2 separate regions of the Mus musculus genome follow, and region 1 is linked to region 2. A link is a loop called in an ENCODE intact Hi-C map of the cell type or tissue named here. Cell type or tissue: gastrocnemius. All regions are shown on one strand. Each heading gives the region's core, and the rest is flanking DNA. Links, peaks and the distances in the headings are about the cores only.

Region 1 (11,046 bases), core at 1,983-9,982, 110 kb before region 2:
AGTGATTTTATTACTCTATACAAGCCAACCAGCCACAGGCAAGGGGCCCAGCCCACCCCCTCCCCCAGCAGGAGCACTGAGAAGAACCCTATTTGTGAGGCTCCTTCCAAAACTTCACAGCAGTCAAATCACAAGGAGGCATCAGATAAACCCCAAGGCCATTGCATGAAGTGACCTATCAGTCACCAGCTGTACAGTGACACCCAGTAGATAGACATGCCAGTAGACAGCATTGACTAAAATGAAACGGGAGTGTGGCTGACCATGGGGATCTACTGATGACCGGTTCCCACCCCACTGCCCCTTCCATCTAAGAATATGTAAATCCTTTACATAATGGCACAGCACTTCCATAGAAACTATGCACAGGCTCCTTCTAAGAGCAGCAAGAGCTCTTAACCCCTCTCTATCAACACCCCCAAATAGTTTCAATCAGCAATTGGCTGAATATGTGAATGTGGGCTGGGATATATACTAGGGGTGGGGGAGCATCTAACCCCCAGTCTACAGAGCAGTCATGCTTTCTGAAAGGCTTCAGTTAAAAACATTCTGTTCACATTAGCTTTAGCGCTTTCATCATTTATATTATAAACAAACAAAAAACAAGTAACTTTTTTCCTGGAAAAAAAGGTGGAGCACCCAGAATAGAACTCATACTTAATAATTCAACAAATCTAGTAAGTATTCTCATGGTTTTGTTTTGTTCAAATCTCAAATTGTCAATATGTACTAAAACCTTTAAAACTGTACCGAAAAGATTCTTCAGCAGGAAGAAAACTTAACACTTACTTAGCATTTCTTGGTAGCAGGTAGGATTCACTATCCCTGTTACTACCCCCACTGGGTGAGAAAACAGGCCTAAAGGAGGAATGCCCTTGCTGCCCCTACACCCTGTCACTGAGTGGGGAAGCTGTCTGGGAACCCCAGTGTCTGAGTGACATTCTTCAGAGGGACGGAGCCTGATGTTTTAAAAATGCCCCTTGGAATTCAGTCCAACATGTATAAACCTGAAAGCACACTATTTACATCCAAGGATGTACAGTACAGCATTGTAGTGGGGAAGAGTTAGAAACTCTGTAAGCATGCAATAACAGGGGACAGAAGGGGAAATGATTATGGTTTGTCTGCATTACAGAATGCCAGGCAGAAACTTTTCGAATAAGACTGAATCATGGTCCCTGACAGATGTCCACATCCTGACCCCCAGAACCTGTGGATGTGACTGTATACCAAGACTCAGCAGGATATGAGCACCCCAAGCTGGGGAGGGCATCCTCTACCCTCTAATCACTATAATGCCTCCATACAGCTAAGGGGATGGTTCAGAGTTAGGACAATAAAAGCCAGGGTGTGGTTTTTGTTAGAAAGAAATCAAGGTGCCAAGGAATTACAGGCGGCTTCTATAAACAGAGGGAACTGGACCTCTCTGAGAGCCTTCAGAAAGACCCAGCTGTCAATACTGGCTCTGAGACTCACTTTGGACTTCTGACCTCTAGAATGATAAAACGGTTTATGCTAGTAACAGGAGAATGAGCTAATGAAGTATTAAAGAAATCAGTTCATGCACAGAATGGTCCCAGCTTTGCAGGTACACATCCCCTCAGTGAGACAGGGTCTTGCCTTGCTACACAGCCCTGGCTGTCCTGGATCTCGCTGTGTAGACCAGGATGGCCTCAAACTCAGCTCCACCTCCTTCTACCTCCTAAAGCTGGCAAGCTTTGACTTTTAAAGTCGCATCCATGCTACTGGAGAGATGACGCTGTGATTAGGAGCACTTGCTGTTCTTGTAGGACACAGGTTTGAGTCTCAGCACCCACATGGTGGTTCACAACCAACCCGAACTCAGGTTCAAGGGGATCCATCACTCTCTGCTTACCTCTGTAAGCACATCATGAATATGCATACATTAGGCAAAATACAGGTTAATCTATGAAGTTTCTGTATCTATGTACAAGGAAAAACCACACTAAAAGGTAACAAAACAGCGTAAGCGCTGCAGCAGGGTGGCCCCCTCCTCTCCACTTTATTACATTTCTTCACAGTTTACAAAGAGCGTTATTGTTTTTATAATTAGACAAATCACATTGTTTATCATTTTAAATAAATCCTTTAAAATAAATTTTTAACGAGGAGGTTACATTTTCTGGTAAGACAGCCGCACAAAAGATCAACTGTGAGCCAGGCATGATGGCGCACGCTTTTAAACCCAGCACTCAAGAGGCAGAGGCAGGAGGATCTCTGAGAGTTCAAGGCCAGCCTGGTCTACATAGTGAGTTCTAGGGCAATCAAAGTTACATAGTGAGACCCTGTCTCAAAAACAAAATAACAACAAAAATCAGCATGCCAGACTTACTGATTTTGGTATACAGTGATCTTAAGCTCTTCCTCTCTGAGTTGTTCCCACACATCTGTCTACAGTGACCTTCCTAGCTACAGGAGAACCTGAAGCACCTCATGGCCCCGTCCAGAAACTCCACAGGGACGCCACTCTACCTGCAGGGCCTCTTGAGGTTTTCCCTGGATCCACCAAGTAGTGATCAGACTTAACTCCCAGGCATCCTTGCAGAAGACCTGGTTATCTTCTATAAAAAGCATACCTACTAAAGAAGACCTTTCCACCCGTGGCTTCCCTGAGGGTGACTGCACTGCTCATATGGGGGGACTCAAGATGAGCCTGACATCAAATACTGCATGGGAAAGACACCTGCACCCCAGGGACAGATGCAACAGGTACAGTGTGACAGAGAGGAGAGTGAGCGTCAAGGGGCAACTAATATCTCTTTCAACTCTGAAATCCTTTTTACAGTGTGCACATTGTAAGAGAACACCACCAAGATTACACTTCTGAGCATAATTTAAATATATCTAAAGTTATTTGCTTGGATATAATTCTTAAATCTAATTCAGGTGAGAGGAAATGCCCATACCGCAGCCATCTAATTATGCTCCCATGCCCCACCTCTTCATGAGCGAGTTCACTGAAGTAACTCCTGTGAAGGCTGTTTAAGCCAGGAAAGGGCCCTATCCAATTTAATTAAACGTTGGCTGGAAAACGGTCTCTTTTGAAACTCAACTGCACATTTGGCTGTATTCCCACCATTTAACAGGCTAACAATTAAGCAGTGCCAGAAGGTACTCTCTTAAAATAAAGGTGTGTATGGAGGCCTCGATGAGCCAGTGATGTTCAGTATGTGTGACCGAGAAGCTGAGGTGTTTACTGTCTGTCCCTGCAGAGTCTGCTCTTGGTTCCTAGTCTCTGCATATCTAACAGGTACCAGCCAACCACAGACTGGGCCAAACTTCTTACTTTCCTCATTTTAGCTGAAATTCATTTCCTTATGAGGGGAAAATACTGTCAAGATTAATAGGAACATTGATTTAGTGGTTAAGAGCATTTACTGGTTTTCCAGAGAACCAGGGTTCTATTCCCAGTACCCAAAGCTCTGGTCTCCTCAGACAAGAGATGTGCAGACACATGCAGGCCAGCCCTTTATATACACAAGAGAAGTAAGTCAAACGGTCAATAGGACCGATCAGATAGCGCTATGGGTAAAGGCACTTGCTGTGCTGGCCTGATGATCTGAGTTTGACCCCTTGAACCCTCATAAAGGAAAGACAAGAGAACCGACTCCACAGTTGTCCTCTGCCCTCCACACGTGTGCACCTATATACATCATACATACGTGGACTTAGAAAACATATCAAACCAGACTGCACCACTAGGAAAAAAATCCACTCATCGGTCACCTCCTACAATACCTTTGGAAAGTCTAGATTCCTGAGCATTTCAGATCAATGGATGGGTTCTGATCCCATCTATACCACCCCCAAAGCAATCAAGAGTTGTTAATAAGAGGCTGGAGACATGGCTCAGTAGTTAAGAACACTGGCTGCTCTTCCAGAAGACCCAGGTTTGATCCCTTGCACCCATGTGGCAGCTTAGAACTGTCTGTAACTGCAGTTCCAGGGGACCCAACACCCTCACATACATATACAGGCAGGCAAAGCACCAATGAACATTGAAATGAACATAACTCACTTTAGGGAAAAAAAGAAATTGCTAATCATATACAACTTTCTCCTCAAAAGAAATCACTGAAGAGATTCCTTAGAGGAGCTGGGAAGATGATCCATGGAGCACGAGGACTTGAATTAAGTCCCCAAAACTCACACAGAAAGCTGAGGTAGACTGCCCCTGGGACACAGTGGCCCCTTAGTCTCACTCAATCAGAGGCTCCAGAATCACTGAGTCCCTGTCTCAAAAAAAAAAAAAAAAAAAATCAGGTGGAGTGTGATCAAGGAAGCGCGCGCACACACACACACACACACACACACACACACACACAGACTTCCCTTTTGGTCCTCCTAGTCCAAAGATTGCCGACCATCGGAGAGAGAACTGAGTCAGAGAATAAAGCATATGACAGCACCAAGAATGAACAAGATCTGACCAGAAAACATGCTCCTTCATTCCCGAGGGGCGAGGGGGAGGCCTGCCAACACCGCATCACTTTTTAGATAGTAACAGCAAATTGTTGGTTATAAGGGGTGTTTAGAGACTGCAGGAGAGTCCTAATGAGCAAAAGTGCAGGTTCCAGTAGCCACTTCACCCTTACACTCAAAACAAAAACAAAAACCAAAAAGTCCACAAAAAATTAGCTCTGTGGCCAAATGTGTCACATACTGCAAGATAAGACCTTGGCAAAAGGTATTCCACATGAATAGGGGTAACTGTGGGCTATTAAACAACGGACTATCATTCAGCCGTAAAAGATGAAATACTGACTTACGCTACAACCATAAAAAAAGGTACTGGTTTATGCAACAACATAGATGAATTCTGGAAACAAGACACCAAAGGCCACATGCGACTCTTGACCCACTATTCCCAAAAAGCAAACCTAAGGAGACAGGTCCATCGGTGACTAAAATAGCAGACTAAAAATCGGTTCTAACCACAGCAGGGTACCGGGAGTCTGGGGAGTGGTTCTCAAAGCGGGCTGTGGTGCCGACTGAACTGCTCCGCAAGATGACACAAAGTCACAGGGCGGGACCACTTAATACAAGTGACCCTGTGATACATAGGACACTTTATAGAAATCACGGTCTTGCGTTTAAAAAATAACGGTAAGTGGTGTGGCGCTGTACGTCTTTAATCCCAGCGCCAGGCAGAGACGTGAGGATCAGGAGTTCAAAGCCAGCTTGAGCTACTCAGACCTTGTCTTAAATATTAACTTTTTCCCCCCCCGACTAGTTTTGCAGATTTTTATGCTTTTCTCTGTCCGGCTTTTTCATTCGCCTCCAAACCTAGGGGTTGCTAGCGAGGCTGATCCCAGAATGAAATCTTCAAGTGCTCCTCCCGTCCCTTCAAAGCGCCACTCAAAAACACCTACAGCAAATGCGAGTCCGAGCCGCGATGTGCACTGAGCTGCAGCTCGGTTCCCCGGGGCTCGCGACCGCAGGGCCCTGCGGAGGCGAACGGCGCTTGCGCACCGCGGCGCGCAGGCGCAGGCCAGGCCGCCGCAGCCGCCGCCGCCGCTCCGGGCCAATTTCTGGGGAAGCAGCTGCGGTAGCCGGCGGCCCCCGCGCGGGCAGCGGACGGCTGAGCCTAGGGCGCGTCCGGCTCTCGGCCGCCGCCGGCAAACGTACCTGCGTCCGCCTCAGGCTCGGGGTCGGCGGACCCGGGAGAACGGCGGCTCCGCCGCGAACACGCCTCGGGTCTCCATTCGGGGGATGTTTACTCGCAAGTCTCGCGAGACCACGCCGCTGGGGCGTGGGGGGGTTACGACGGCCCGGCGTGCTCTGCGCGCCCGCGACCTGCGTGCGCGCTCCTGACGGCCCGGCACCGAGGCGAGAGGCTGTGCGGAGCTCTCGCGACATTTGCGGTCTTGGGGGAGGGGTCGGGAAGGGGCGGAGCCGAGGGCGAGGCCAAATCGCCCTCTCTGGGTATATATAGGGAACCCTGGTGGTTTAGGTTTCTCCAGGTTTCCTGGCCTGGAAACTCAGGAAGGGTGCGAGCACCTTTGCGCGGCTGAAGTGGGACGGCGCCTATCCAATCTATGTGTTCTCCTGAACTACTCCCATGGCCCCAGTTTATTACTGCTGCCAGGAGGGTGCATCAGCATCTTGAGAAACAGGACGTTTGTAACACCAACTATTTACCATTTGGAACAAACAGGATCAAGGTGAATTTCGTCTGGTAAAACGCACTTGAGCAATTTAGCCACCTGTAGAACGGGCCCATTCTCAGCCTTAGTACTGAGCTGGATCGATCACTCTTGGCCCTGGCACAACCTAAGTGTGCTCGGGGACTGTGACTGAAGCAAACAGGATGGAGGAGACAAACCCTGAGTCCTAGGCTCATAAGCTCACCTTGGCTGCCAAACCTGGTATGGAAACTGGGTTTTGCATTGGGACCTCCAGCCGAGCAAACTCAAGAAAAGGGGATCCGGACCCAGGATTTAGGTCAGGGTATGGAGGGGACCTTGTGCAGCACTCTTGTGTTTTCCCTCAGGTGTTCAGTCAGAAGAGTGCATGTAAGAGGGGACAGTACTCTTGTATAGGAGCCAAGTTTCCATCCCAGAACCTGCTCACTGTAACTTCAGCTTCGGAGGGATCAGGTTTTTGGCCTCTGAGGGCACCTGCACGCCTATACATAATCCTACACAGACATACAAACGAGATTTTAAAAGGGCGGTTCTGAGACAGTAGCCCCACACATTGAAAAGGATAGACCGCATTTATTCCCAGGTTCCAGAATCCTATGGATAACCCATCATTCCGGAAACTCGCTGTGGCAACCCCATTGCCTGCCCACTCTCTGCCCTGAGACTTGAATCTTGCTCTTGGCCTGATGTCTCCCTGCTGATTCGCCACACTCTCCCCAAGGTCTTCTGTCCTTCAGATGCCTGAAGCCCAGTAATTAGAAGACCCTTGCTGGCTCAGGAGAAGCTGGGAGCAATAAGTTGATGTCATAAAGGACCCATTAAGCCTGCATACAGTAGACTTTAGCTAAAGGAGTGCTCAGAGCTGAGTAGTGGACTAACCAGACTGTAGGAAAGAGATGGCTTTACCACAAATGTAATTAAAGTTTTGGTTTTCTGGGTTTCTGTTAAGATCACCACTGATTAGGGACAGGACAAATGGAGACACCCCCGGCCATTAGGAACACTCCCGTATCAAAGACCATGCCTCTGTTAGAAAGTTCAAAGCGGGTACTGGGTCACAACACCATTGAATCCCGGTCCTCATTAAGTCCAGGTTCTCGTATCAGGAAGAGCAATATTCTGCCAAGCGCACATGCTGACCCTGGCTAACAGCTGCCTAGGGGCTGTCTCAGAATAACTAGAGCAATTACTTTCCGTTGTAAATCTCCCACTTCAAACAACCAAACTTAGGAATTTTATCACCGTGGTTCTGTAGCGATGTGTGTTATATAGGGAGGACCTCAGTGTACAGAGGACCCGTGCAGTCACATACAAATGCTATTTCGTTTGATCCAGGGGACTTAAGCATCTGTAGATTTTGTTGATCATGGGGCTCCCAGAACTGCTCCCCTCAGACATCAAGGGATAACTCTGTAGTAACCATGTGACCACGGGGCTGCCAGAGGGAGGCTTGCTGTCACTGTCCACAAACACATCAAAACTCAAAGCACATAGGAGGCATGGTCAGTCCTGAGTCAGGGACTGTGCCAAGCTCACTGTGGGTAGAGAGGAGCAGAGGCTGAGGGCAGAGGTCATCAAGACTGAGGAACCATCACCAATCCTCCGGTTCCCAAACAGGGAGAGGTTTTACATCACGGAAGTAAGCAAAATGAAAATGGCTGATGGGGGCTAGAGAGGTTTAGTTCAGTGGTTAAGGGCACTTACTGCTCTTCCAGAAGACCTAATAAGTGCAGTTCCCAGAACTCCCTCAGGTAGCTCACGACCACCTGGAACTGCAGGGATCTCTGACTCTCTTCTGCACATGTGGCAGACACTCACATAGATGAATAAATACCAAAAAAAAATAGACCAATAAAAGGGGTCTGGAGAGATGATGACTCAGTAGTGAAGAACACAAGTTATTCTCATAGAGGACCCAGGTTTGATCCCCTCTGCCCACATGGTAGCTCATAGCCATCTGTACCTCTAGTTCCAACAGCACCTGCATGCATGTGGTGCATGCGTACAAGCTCCCACAGCCAAACATACATGCATGCATACATACATACATACATTCGTGCATACATACAATTAGCCTAAGAAACACACCTCAGAAGGAAAGAACTGATAAGGACTCCGTTCCTTCTCACTCTCTAAAGCCTACCACACCTGGCCTCTGTACCCCCTGTACAGTTGCAGCAGTTCCTGCTGAGCCGTCCCACCATATCCACACTCTCTAAAGCCTACCACACCTGGCCTCTGTACCCGCTGTACAGTTGCAGCAGTTCCTGCTGAGCCGTCCCTCCATATCCACACTCTCTAAAGCCTACCACACCTGGCCTCTGTACCCGCCGCTGTACAGTTGCAGCAGTTCCTGCTGAGCCGTCCCTCCATATCCACACTCTCTAAAGCCTACCACACCTGGCCTCTGTACCCGCTGTACAGTTGCAGCAGTTCCTGCTGAGCCGTCCCACCATATCCACACTCTCTAAAGCCTACCACACCTGGCCTCTGTACCCGCTGTACAGTTGCAGCAGTTCCTGCTGAGCCGTCCCTCCATATCCACACTCTCTAAAGCCTACCACACCTGGCCTCTGTACCCGCTGTACAGTTGCAGCAGTTCCTGCTGAGCCGTCCCTCCATATCCACACCACCAAGTGCACAGCCCATCCTCAGCCACTCAGCCAGAGGACGAGGGACTCGGGTGCCCAGTAGGCAGTAGGCACAACGGTGTGCACCCTGTTGTTTTACCAATGACAACCATGGGTGTTGATTGGTCAACTTCTGCTCATAATATCTGTAGGGAAAAAAGAAAGAAAGAAAAAGACCCTCTGGTGGCGGGACCTGAAGGAAACAGTGATGCTTTTATTGTTACGTTCTGATTCACAGGATGAGTTACAAAGGTTCCGAGTTCCTCCTTCCTTGGTAAAAAGCCATGTCCACAGTGGGCAGGCAGACTAGCTCAGCAGAGAGGGTCTGCCTATGAGAGCTAGGAAGCCTAAAGGTGCCTGATTCGAGTCTTCTGCTGCAGCCACGGATCACTGTGCTCCGAGTTCTAGCTGAGTCCTGCTGAGAGAACATCACTGACTCCTCATCATGGAGCAAGGACTCCGCACTTGATAGACAAGTCTGAATACTGGGCCACAGGACCTTACACAGAGCGGACAGTGCGTCTCTGCTGCTGTTTTTGTTTCCTGAACCAGAGTTTCACTATATAGCCCATGCTGGCCTTGAACCCCTCAGTCTCCTGCCTTCCTCCCTAATCACCATGCGTGATTAGGTCTCAGGTGGAGGTACTGCCGCCTATCACATGCACGAAGGTTCTCAGCAGTAAGGTAGCCGTCCCCGCCGAGGCTCCTCCTCCTCTGTCTCCAAGCATGGTAGTCTGCCCATGATCTGAGGACATGAAGACACTGATCTAGATCTGAGTCACAACTTAAAATGGCACATCTGATGTCCTGGGCAAAGTGCACTTGGGCCTACAGGTGATGGGATGTCACTAAAGCAACTCCATCCAAGTCCCAGCGTGCCGCTCATTCTCACTTCCCAGGCACAGCGCAGCACCACAAGGGGCAACGCCACATCCTCCACTCTGCACAAGCTGCCATGACTTCCAAGCTTCCACGTGCTGGGTATGAGACCCTCCCAAGAGGTTGGTTTTATAAACCAACGAAAGCCACTAAGTTTCAGTGTGCCCCCATATTGTGGGATATACGTAAAGGACCCTCACGCTAATAAAAGCATTCCCTACAATGTACACATTCATCACACAGGCTAAAAACGAGCTAACATCACTTCAATAACTACCTTATACCACGCACAAAAGCTGCCCATATTTCAACCACTATTCCACAAACACGTGATGATTTTATCAACAACGCTCCTGGGGAGAAATTGGATTACATAGAAAAGTGTATGAAAGCCAGCTCTAACAAGCTCTGAAGGGGGTCAGATAGAACACGGACTCAGTGAGGAACCACCACTTAGGTACATCCAAAGACAACCTATTATGTGTCCCAGCCTAGCAACAAAACCCACCTACAGAGTGGGAAAGACAAAAGTACTCAAAGAAACAATGTCGTAGGACATGGCAAGCCCACACAGCGTAGAGCCTGAAAGTCTTTCAGCACATGAAAGGGAGTAGCCCAGGCGTTTACTCTGGGAAGGGCTCCCTCATAACCTCGTCTTGGCAGAGTCTACTGTAAAGTCTTATCGATAACTTCACCCAGACACACAGCACACACATGGTTCTAAGGGACCTTAGGGAAAGGCAGTGTGTACACACAGACACCCCCCATGGAGCTATGCAGCATGACACATGTCTACTGTTAACACCTGCACTCCCAGTTCACAGTTTGAAAATAACACTTTTCTGTTGTCTTCCTGATGAACATTAATTTTTTTTTCAAGGACAGGTTTAACTGCATGTCCCTGGCTGGCCTGGAACTCACTATGTAGCCCAGGCCTGTCTCAAGCTCCCAAGTGCTGGCATTAAAGGCGTGAGCCCCCACGCCCAGCCTGAGGAACATCTTGAAAGCCAATACTATAATCAGTCACCTGTAAAAGGAAAACAGGTGACTTCTCAAAAAAAAAAAAAAAAGAAAGAAAGAAAAAGAAAAAGACCAGCACAAGACGGACAATACAGGAGCGAGCTGGTCACGCTCCAAGTGTTGAGGAAGCAGCCCGTTCTGTCCTCAGGCTTCATGGCCATGCGCCCTGGGCCAACCATGTGGTCCCTGAGGTTTGCTCACAGACGTAACAGTCGGCCTCATGAAGGATGGCGATGCACTAGGGACTTGGTAGGAGACGATACACAGGTGGAGTGAATGTGTTCTTCCAAACGCCAGAAACCGTAGGTGACCGTGGCTTAACCAAGCTTCTCCCCAGCCTCCTGGCTCAG
Region 2 (11,046 bases), core at 1,418-9,417:
TACACTTTTATCTGGTCTGATCAATAGACTTAAACTGTCCTGTGTCCCTGGAGGATGGTGACCCTTAGTGACCCTTAGTGTGTCCTCTGCTTCCTGACTCCGAGTCCCCAGGCACAGCACTCTTTACATTTTAAAGTTTCTATTTCTCTCTCTCTCTCTCTCTCTCTCTCTCTCCCCTGAGGGAGGGAAGCCCTTGGCAGAGAGACATTCTCCAGGATTCACAGTCTTCGGGAAGGCATGCCAACGGTCGGAGACTTCGCAGGAGGACATCCCACTGGGCTGGGGGAAAGTTCAGGTTGCCTGGGTCACATAAACTGGAAAGGCCCTCTGAAGGTGGGACCTCGAGTTCTGAGTCTCGGCAGGAAACTGGGAAGAGGGCTGGACCTGACCTCATGGTGGGACCTAGGGCCCTGCTGGGAGCATCCGGTGGCTGTCATCCTGAGGCCACGTCAAGTCCCTGATCAAAAGAGGTGCTGGCTCCCCAGGCGGATTTGTTCTGTTTGTTTCTTGGGCCATTTTCCTTCCACACAAAGTACCCAGTGTGGCTCAGTACCCTGAGCGGTTGCCCTTCTTGTCCCGAAGACTCTGCAGGGTCCTTTTGTAACTTACCACGGTGAAGAGTTGACTGTGTGTCACATTTCGGAGGCTCCTGGCATCTCAACCCAAGCGCCTAATGTATGCATGGACCTTCAGTGTTATCTAGGGGAGAGAATGTTGACTTAGTCACATCTTGGGACTTTAGACTGCAGAACTAGTTTGGGGGGCCATCCCTCACTAAATCCGAGGATGAGGAAGAATCTTGGCAGTTAAGAAGATTAAGCTTACCCCATCAGCAACAAATACTCACTGGGTCCAGGCCAGGTTCTGGGAGCAGCTGGAGGAGATGCAGACCCATGTCTTTGTCTCCGGCAGGGTTCCGACCTTCTCTCCTCAGTGTGGTAAATGCTCATGTGTTAAGCAGCTTATGGTGACCCGTGTCAGCTTCCTCACCACGCCAGGGTTCAACTCCAGATGTTGCCGGTGGGTAGAGAGGGATCCCAAAGCTTTGCTTTGCTCCTCTTTAATTTCCAAATGCTGGGTGGATACACACAGACAGCTTGTCATTAGAAACTACTGAGTGCATTCTGTCTCTTAGAGTTCCAAACTAGGGGCCTGATGTGGAGGATGGAGCCACATGGGCGGCTTCCCAGTGAGATAGGCAAGTATCAGGGGTTCATCAGATGTCACAGAGCAATGACTGAATGTCCTAGTAGCCGTGTGACCAAACAAGGAAATGCGGGGAGAGGATGTCAGATACCCTCATGGTTCCGTTTGATCCAGGAGCAGTTTTCAATGCATGCACGGTCAGATGTCAAGGACACACCCCTGCTTTCTACCAATTTTGAGAGTTCTTTGGGGTCACTGTGGGAGTTGAAGTGATTGGCTTGGTTGGTGAAACACTTCCCACGCAGGCAGAGACCTGAGCCTGATTCCCCAGGACACACACAAAAAGGCAGGTGTGGGAGTGTGTGTCTGTAACCCCAGCTCTGAGGAGACCAAGACAGAAGGGTCCCTCATGTTCACTGGCCGGCCAGCCCAGCCATCTTAGAGAAGTCTCAGCCAGTGAGAAAGTATCTGAGGAAACCAAAGAGAATGGTCGGTGCCTGAGGAATGTGAGGGAGGTTGACCTCTGACCTCCACCAACGCATGTGTGTGTTCTGTACATGATGTCTGCTTTACACGTAAACAGTCCTCACTCAGAGCTGCTACATGGCGCATGTTTAGTGATCCTATGACTACGTGTTAGATGCCACAAGTACCAAAATGTAGGACGGGGACCCCAGATGATCCTACATCAGGCACAACATGGTCAACTGTATTCACCTACTGCGCATGAGCACAGTCTTATGAATCTGTGACTCCAGGGATGGAGCATGGCGGGGGGGGGGGTGCTACAAGAACAAGAACAATCCACCAGGTAGAGCAGACTGTCTAGTTCAGAAGAGGAGGGGTGGGAGGCAGGGGTGGGGCTCAGCGCTCCAATCAGTACAGATGCACCCAATGGTGGCCACCACATGAGAGCCTCTATCAGGAGCCATACTGGGAAAGCAGTCCCGGCAGAAATCCAAGGCCGTGCTAGGGCCCTGCCAGGCAGAAGAGCCTTCCTGGTGGGGAACTAGGAGACCTGGTGCAGTGAAGGCAGAGGGAGGTCAGAAGGGCTTCACAGACCATCAGCCCAGCTCAGGCAGAAGCCAGGCCACCCACGGAGAGACCCAGGAACTGGGCCAAGAGCCTGCTGTCCAAGAATGTAATGTAGGCACATGTGGAGACGAGCATGGGGGCTGGGAACTGCTGTCAGAGCCCCAGGACCCGGGTGCTCCTGGTGGTGGGTGGGAAGACAGACCTACCTTCCTGGGTGCCCATTCTGCCCGTGCCACCCAGCCTCACAGGGTGTGCCTCGGAGCCCCCTCGGCAAATACCACTGGGGCTGCAGGGAAAGCCAATCCCACCTTCTCCAGTGGAGCCGTTCATACCATCCTCTGGGCCTGAGCTAGCTGCTCCACCTCACACTGTTGTCTGATGTGAGAGCAAGCGTGAAACCTCTTTCCATCTCTGTGTCCCCCTTTAAGAAAAATGGGGATCCACACAGCAGCCACCTCTGCATGCTGTTGGGGACAACCTGTTGGGGACAGGCAAGGTGCTTGGTTCCCGCAGCAACCCTCAGTGCAGAGGATGCTTTCCTGTGCAATGCCACTCTCCCCCAGAGTCACATCAAAGCAGGGACTCAGAGACAAGGGAGGGGTCTGCTTCCCCACACCAGGGCCACAGGCTCCTGCGGCCCCCTGTCCCCTCCCTATAGCACCCCCAAACCCAGTTCCTGGGGCAGACAGTCACAGGCAGCGCTGAGAGCAGCACAGCCCATCCTAACTGGAGGCCGAGGAGGCCGCCACAGCAGCTCAATAGTTACAGGGGAGTGGCAGGTCCCTCCCGGCCACGTCTTGGCTGGTGCCCCTTCCTCCCTCTGCCCGGCATCTGAGCTGCCCAGCTTACAGTCACTCTAGTCACTGGAGCCACAGGGTGGACTAAAAATAACCTGGAGAACCAACCACTACCCAGGGCACAGGTGCTGGCTGAGGGCACAAGATCCCAGGGACCCTGTGTGGAGGACCAAGGCTGCAGCAGGCAAAGTTCTGTTGCTCTCTCAGGCCCCACCCAGGCTATGGTCCCTCCTCCCTCTTAACCCCTCTTGCCTCCTCTCCCCGGCCTGCGGAGGAGGTCACTCGTGCAGAAGGAAACCCTGCCACCAGCCTCGGGATGGGTAACTGCGGCAGAAAAGTCCTTCGGGCTCTGAGTTTCCTGTTGCTACTGGGCTCCAGTTCTGCCCAGGGCACTTGGGAGGCAATGCTGCCGGCCAGGCTGGCCGAGAAGTCCCGAGTAAGTGCCAGGAGGGGTGGAGGGGCCTCTGTGATGGGAGGTGGCCCAGGGGACAGAAGTCCCTAGATGCTGTCTATGGTTTCTTATCGTGGTGGGAATCTCCTGTATTGGAGCTGTAGCGGGTGGTGGGCAGACAAGGCTCTGCCTTCCTGAGAGCCCATTGCTGCCAGCAGGGAGGCAAGAAACAGGTCCACCCCCCATGTGGAGATCTTGCCTTTGAAGCTTAAGGGAAAGCATCTCTGCTTCTTCCTGGAAAGCAGAGTCTAATGAAAGGGTCTGAGGGCACAGACGTGAGCATTTGGTCCCCTCCAGTGTCTGAAGCCTGGCCACAGTGCCTCATTCGGGCAAGAGACACTTAGTGGGAAGCAGGCTGGGCAAAAATCTATATGACCCCCTGCAGGTACAGGATGAGGAGACCCGCTCTCCCCCTCGAGGGTGAGTCAGGCTGCCTGGGGACAAATGACATCGATACCTAGGAAGGTTCTGAGCAGAATGTCAACGGGGGGAGGGGGGGCAGGCACAGTGGGACCCTATGGCTGAGTCCTAAGTTGGGCTTGTCTTTGGCTGTGTGACTTCAAGCAAGTTGTCTGACCTCTCTGGACACCAACAATGTGCTCTGTGGAAGACAGAGTGATGCATTCCTCTCAGTAAATATGTGGGGGGGGGGGGAGTTGATGTGGTGTGTGACACGCATGTGTATGTGTTTACAGATGTGTGCAGTGCTTATGTGGGCACATACTCGTGTGTGCTTGGGCCTGTGGAGGCTGGCAATTGGTATCAGCCATCTACCTTGTTCATTTGATTTCCTTTACTGACAGACGGTCTCCCACTGAACTCAGAGTTCCCTAGGGCTAGTCTACCTGGACAGCTTGGCCCGGGCATCCCACCTCCCTCCCGAGCCCGTGGGCCACAAGTGGCTGCCACTTCTGCCAGCTTTTACATCCATTCTGGGTATTGGAACTTGAGCCTCAGACCTACTCAGAGGGCATATTATCCACTGGGGGACATCTCCCCCATCCCTGGTGTTGGTGTTTTGATGACACTGTCCTGGATGGGAGACTTGTCTGCCGGTTCCCCTCCTGGGGTGTCTACACAGCAGTGTGGACAGCAGAGAGTGAATGAGAGGAAGGAAGCCAGGGTGTGTTAGCTTTTGAGCAGTGGGGAGACAGATAATGAGGGAAGCGTTGGGGTGGGTGTAAGGTGGGCACCCTCCGGGGGTGGGGGGGTCTCCAGTCAGGGAGGCAGCATGCCTGCAGGGACACTGTACACTTGTGCAGACACAGAAAGCACTCAGCACTCAGAGTAGCCAGTGTGTCTCACAGGCTTCTAGTCCAATGCCAGCCCATGCCTCCTGGGAGGAATTCTGGTTCCCCGGGGCTGCTGTAGACCCTGGCAGGTTCCTGCCATCGGAGTCAGCACCAGGAGCACTCTCATGAATGCAGGAACACAAATGTGATGAGCAGCATGTTCAGCCCTGCCCTGGAGCTGCAGGGAGAGCCTTCTAAGGTTGGAGACATTTGGCCTGGGGCTTTGAAGGGTGAATATGAGTTTGCCAGATCAGGAAGCAGGGAGGTGGGAAACCAATGTGAACTGAGGCTGATCTGGGTTCAAGATGAACACCCTGGCTGGATGCTCTAGGGAAGAGACAGGGAGCCACGGGAGGAGGAGTCAGACTTCACGTGGGACATGGAATCACCAAAGGCTTCCTGGAAGAGGTGGTTGTCCTGAAGGGAGGCTAAGGATTAAGAATCCAGAGAAAGAAGGACATCCTTTGAAGGCTCCAACGCCAGAGTCTAACTAGAGATGAGAGGGGTGGGGGTGGGGCGGCGCAGGCCAGCGGGAAAGGGCAGGCTGCAAGGAAAGGGACTTTGCTGCTTTTCCCAGGTCCAGGTTCTTTGTACCTCGTGCTGCCATGGGACACAATCCCCGGGCTTTGCATTATCTGCAGAATTGGCCCCTCCCTGGTGTTCAGACTGCTGCTGTGCGTGCCAGAGGAAAGAAAGAGTGTGTGTGTGTGTGTTGGGGGACATGCCCCGCCCTGGGGAAGGCCAGGCTGTGTGTGACTCAAGAGTTTTATGGGTCCTTGTGCATCTGCCTCTTAATTGCTGTGCAGCCTTGGGCCACTCGCCGTCCTCTCTGGGCCTCAGAGGGACCTTTAACTGGGTAGCCAGAAGAGATGGCAGCCCACATGCACTGAGGCAAGATATGGCCACAGCCTCGACCCCCTCACACAACTTGGTGCTGAGCTCTTGATGGCTGTGGCCTGGGGACCCCTTCTGCAGGTATCCGGGAGCAGGCTTAGCCTTAAGGGAAGCAGTTTTGTTGTTGTTTTTTGTTTGTTTGTTTTGTTTTGTTTTTTCAGAATCACAGTTAAAAGTTAAATCCAGTATGTCTACAATGGATAATTCATTATCCATTATTATTATTTCTGGTCTGAAATATTCTCTAAAGACACATGTGTTGATGAAGATCTGGTCCCTAACATGGTAGTGTTGAGAGGAGGGGCCTGAGGAAGGTGATTGACAGGTCACAGTCCTGGGACTGGATGCGTTAGTCCCCTAACATCTGGATGGAGAGTCAAGATGAGACCAGGTTACCCTGAGAACATGAGGGGGTGGGGCCTGGTAGAAGAAATAACTTGCTGGGGGCAAGCTTTTGAAGGGATCTGTACCCGCCCCTTCCTCTCTGCTGTCTCCCCACTTCCTGGCTCCGCTCCCTCATCCCCTCTCCGAGATGTTCTCCAAAAGCAGTGAGCTGACATCCAGAGGGAGCCCTCGGAAATCCTGAGCCCAAACAAACCTCTCCCTCTGCCGGTTGGTCGGCTTAGGTGTTCGGCTAGAGTGCCCGCTAGCTCCCGGCCGGGAGGGGGCGCTCTGCACAGACATAGCACTGAGGACTTGGCTGGTTTATTACTGCCCCTGAGATCTTTATCTGTGGACTTGGGGTGGGTCACGAGGCCATACTGTTTATTTCTCCTGTCCTTGTGCTGGTGGCCTGGACTCAGCCACACTAGGATGGACAGCCCTGGCCACAGAAGTGAGACAATGATTAAAACCTGCTGGGCTATGCTGCCTACCTCCCTTCCATGGTCCATCCCGCCTCTGAGCTCCTTCAAGGGAGCAGCTTGTATTGGGGACTGGAGTTTTCCCAGATCAAGGCGGGTTCATTTGAGCGACTCCCAGTAGGGGTCAGACAGGAACGCCAACCATGTCTTTCCAAGTGAGACCCCGAAGAACGCCTAGGGTTGACATCTGTCTGAGCTTCCCTCCTCGGCAGTATAGACACAGCAGCAGGTACTCCACGTGAACCTGACACCTCTGACGTCTGCAGGCATCAGGAACACTGTGTTTCAGACATACGTGTAGGCAAAACATCTATACACAGATAAAGACCAGGCGTATGTGTGTATGTGTTGTGTATGTGTGTATGTGTGTATGTGTTGTGTATGTGTGTATGTGTTGTGTATGTGTGTATGTGTGTATGTGTTGTGTATGTGTGTATGTGTTGTGTATGTGTGTATGTGTGTATGTGTGTGTGTGCACTCATGCACCACATGTACATGTGTTTGAATGTATGTGTAGGGATGTACACATAGATATTATTGGTGGGGCCTGTGTGTGTGTATGCGTGTGTATGCATGTGTATACATGTGTGTGTGTGTATGTGTGTGTATACATGTGTATGTGTGTGTATGTGCATGCATGCAAGCACACACTCATGTACATGTGTTTGAATGTATGTCATAGATATTATGGGTGGGGCCCATAGCAGCTGTGGGTGATGACCCCCCTCCCAGCCCATTACTGTAGAACCTCCCCTACCTGCATGGGTGCGTCATCTGGGCCTCTCCTCTCTCCTAGAGCCCCACCTCCCACACTTGCTTCCGTGATATCTTTGTATTCTTTGCTCCCGTTGTTCTTATCAGCAAGATTTGTTTACTTTCTCACCAGCTGCTTTCATAGGAGACAAAAGATGCAGAGGGCTTACCCTAGGGGTGGGTCTCCCTTGCGTCATATCAGGCGTGGGTCTGCTCATGTCTGGAACTGGGCCAGACTCGGATCTGACTGAGAGCCTGAAGTGCATAGGCGCAGGCAGAGGGTGTCTACATTCCCCAGGGCAGAGGCGAGCTCAGAAAGGTCTAGAGGGGCTTCCTATGAGCACTTGATGGCAACACTGCCCGAGCTGAAGTTTCTGCTCTTCCGAGCTCCCCTGGGAAGGGCCCAAGCCTCTCCTGAGTTCTGTCCCCGTGACCTGCCGTGGAGGGCTGGCGCATCCTCACACGGAACCCCAGCCCTGCGGGCCAGGGAGATGCCTATTTTTAGATTTCTGACGTCCAAATTCCAGAGGAAGGGCAAGTGGGGCTTGGAAGGAAAGCTGGCTTTCTTTCTCCACCAGGCACACCAGTCCTGGAGGACATTTTTATTGGTCTAGCCATGAAGTCTCTAGAACATTCCAAAGAAGGGCAAAGCTTTCCTGTGGAATGAAGGCGTGGTGAATGTCAGGGAGATGTGGGGTGAGGGCAGCTTCACAGGTGGGGTGCTAGCTCTTCAGATGGAGGGGTCGCTCCCCAGTTCTTTCTGATATTTACCCTCAGAAGAATCCAGACAGTTCAGAGCTGGATGCTTGAGGGCAGTCCACATGCAGTCCTCCACACACCACTTGTCCGTGTGAACCAACACTTTTTCCTGAGCCCCGCCCACAGTACAAGGTTTTTTTGTTTTTGTTTTTGCTTTTTGGTTTTTTGGTTTTTTTCGAGACAGGGTTTCTCTGTATAGCCCTGGCTGTCCTGGAACTCACTTTGTAGACCAGGCTAGCCTCAAACTCAGAAATCCACCTGTCTCTGCCTCCCAAGTGCTAGGATTAAACTCGTGTGCCACCACCGCTCAGCACAAGTATTTATTTTTATTCATATTGCTTAAAAATGTTTAAATTGAGTTGAATTGTGTATGACTTAAGACTTTTTATAGAAATTTTACCAATTTTACCTTTTTAATTAAAAAAAAATCCAAGATGTCATATAGCCCAGGCTGGACTCAATCTGTAGGTGAGGATGGCCTTAAACATCCCATCTTCCTGTCTCTACATCCTGAGTGCTGGGGTTGTAGGCGTGTGCACCACGGGCTGGGGATTGAACCCTGATCCCTATGCATTCCAGGAAAGCATTCTACCCACTCGGCTGCAACCCTAGCCCAAGATAAAACATTGGTGTGTATGTGTGTGTGTGTCTATGTATGTGTGTGTCTGTGTCTGTGTGTGTCTCTGTGTCTGTCTGTTTCTGTGTCTGTGTTTTGTGTGTATGTTGTCTGTGAGTGTATCTGTGTGTGTCTATCTGTGTGTGTGTCTGTCTGTCTCTCTGTGTATAACTGTCTGTGTTTTGTGTGTATATCTGTGTGTAAGTGCGTGTGTGTTTCTGCCTGCCTGCCTGCCTGTCTATCTGTCTCATTGTGTGTCTCTGTGTCTGTCTGTTTCTGTGTGTTTTTTGTGTGTGTTGTCTGTGAGTGTATCTGTGTGTCTGTCTGTCTGTCTCTCTGTGTATATCTGTGTGTAAGTGTGTGTGTGTTTCTGCCTGCCTGCCTGTCTATCTGTCTCATTGTATGTCTGCCTGTCTGTCTCTGTGTGTGTCTCGGTGTCTGTCTGTTTCGTGTGTGTGTTGTCTGTCTCTCTGTGTATATCTGTGTGTCTGTGTTATTGGTATCTCTCTGGGTGTATATCTGTATGTATATATCTGTGTGTGTCTGTCTCTGTGTGTGTCTATGACTCTGTCTCTGTGTTTTGTGTGTGTATCTGTGTGTATTTGTGTGTAACTGTATAGATCTCTATGTGTAACTATATGTGTGTGTGTGTGTGTCTGTCTGCCTGTCTGTCTCTCTGCTCCCAAAGCACTTCCTTCCCTCCCCACAAAGGAGACCCTTACCCAGTAAGCACTGGCTTCCATTCTCCCAGCAACCACCGAAGGACTCCATCTCTGGGTTTCCTTGTATGTGTGGTGGATCCACCCTGCACATGATCTGTGTGTGGCCACTTGTGGCAGATTTGTGGACATGGCTGGTTCTCGTCCTTCCCCCAAGGCCCATGTGACATTCTGAACTGCAGATGTCCCTTTACTCACCCATCCAGCCTTCTCTGGCTGTTCTAGGACAATGAACTTGAACCTGCGGACCCTCCCCTCCCATGCCCAGTGAAGATGAATCCTTGACCCATGTGCTGTAGATGCAGCAACCAAAACGAAACGGGGCTTTGTGGATCTACACCGGTGTCAGACTCTCTCTCTGAGGAGGAGAACAGCCACCAGGTGGAGGAACTTAGAAGGATTGCTCTACTCAGGTCTGGCACGAGGAAGAGAGATGTCTGAGCAGTACCCAGAGGATCCGTCAGACAGGTGTTCAGGGGTCACACTTAAGATAAAGTCCCTAGTAGGGGTGTAAAGCCAGGGCAGACATCACAGGGTGCGTCATGAAGAATGTTGTCAGCCTGGCTGGCTTCTGTGAGGGGTTGGCTGTGCTCTTATGTCTTTTCCCGTGGCAATGTAGGCTGGAGAGAAGGGTGGGCTATGGCCACAGGCAGCGTCGGAATGAGCTGTTTCTAGAATGTACCTGGGTGAGGGTGGCAGATAGTTTTGCCCTGAACTGGGGCTGTTCCCCAGGATAATGGAAGCTGGGGAGTGTGCAAGGAGGGGCCCTTAGGGCCAGGCTCCAGGACAGAAAGGCTCTGGAGGAGTCAGAGAGAGCCAATTTGCCTCTGTCTCTGGAGAGCTAGTCCTGTGACTTTGTCCTCATCTGCAAAGTGGGCTAATAACACCCTCAGAGGAGTATGTTGCAGGCGCCTGAGTAGGGTAAGAGCTGACAAGTATTGCTTCAGACCTCAACCATGAAACCAGGTGGCTCAAGTTCTGAGCCTGGGACTTCCTGCCATGTGCCTCAGGTTCCACACTGTGTGACAGGGCCAGCAAGAGAACCTAGCTGAGAGAGACAAGGCCACATAGCAGTTGTCAGAGAGTGGTACAAGGGAGGAAGTCTGTCTCGGTGCTAGGCGCCTGTTCCCAGTGCCCCTCCCCCACATCACCTAAGAGCCCTGCCATAGAGAGGTTGTCATGTTTCCACTAAATGCTGTTCTGTCTCTGAACATCCTCTGTGCCCACTAGGCCAGCACTCCTGGGACCAGGAACACATTTTCCCTTCCCTTCCCTTCCCTTCCCTTCCCTTCCCTTCCCTTCCCTTCCCTTCCCTTCCCTTCCCTTCCTTAGTTCCTTCCTTTTTTTCTCTAGGCAGGGTTTCTCTGTATAGTCCTGGCTGTCCTGGAACTCACTTTGTAGACCAGGCTGGCCTCGAACTCAGAAATCCGCCTGCCTCTGCCTCCCAAGTGCTGGGATTAAAGGCGTGCGCCACCACTGCCTGGCTTTCTTTTCTTTTTTAAGATGTTGTTTGTTTTTGTGTCTATGGATGTTTTGCCTATATGCATGCCTGTGCACCACATGCATGCAGTGCCTATAGAAGCCAGTAGAGGGCATCAGTTCCCCTGCAACTGGAGTCCCAAACACGTGTGAGCCACCACGTGGGTGCTGGGAGTTGAACCCTGGTCCGCTGTCAGAGCAGCTAGTACTCTAACCATGGAGCCATCTCACCGTCCCTGCAG

What was found. Peaks named below come from ENCODE experiments on the same cell type or tissue, not always from the same donor. Only the 100,000 strongest peaks of a DNase experiment are listed, where the experiment ranks them.
Region 1: a loop joins it to region 2, with 2.3 times the contacts of the local background. A loop is called at or near these places in 2 of 42 quality-filtered maps.

Annotation. Positions count from the first base shown.
Region 1 is chr8:119,552,997-119,564,042 of GRCm38, forward strand. It overlaps Mbtps1 (membrane-bound transcription factor peptidase, site 1), which reads right to left and starts at 5,765. Exons shown (of 23, transcript NM_001167910.1): 1 at 5,650-5,765. Hsdl1 (hydroxysteroid dehydrogenase like 1) reads right to left here. Exons shown (of 5, transcript NM_175185.5): 5 at 8,982-11,046. The coding sequence ends at 11,043. In gastrocnemius, for the core only: a CTCF peak has its summit at 5,968; DNase peaks (open chromatin) are centred at 4,456, 5,519, 5,830 and 6,362; H3K4me3 peaks cover 2,177 bases; H3K27ac peaks cover 2,561 bases.
Region 2 is chr8:119,663,247-119,674,292 of GRCm38, forward strand. Wfdc1 (WAP four-disulfide core domain 1) reads left to right here and starts at 3,119. Exons shown (of 7, transcript NM_023395.2): 1 at 3,119-3,414. The coding sequence starts at 3,295. It overlaps Gm32352 (a long non-coding RNA gene), which reads right to left and starts at 7,690. Exons shown (of 4, transcript XR_388091.3): 1 at 7,402-7,690; 2 at 848-1,074; 3 at 610-699. In gastrocnemius, for the core only: a CTCF peak has its summit at 6,248 (motif pointing right); DNase peaks (open chromatin) are centred at 2,248 and 7,550; H3K4me3 peaks cover 6,030 bases; H3K27ac peaks cover 7,898 bases.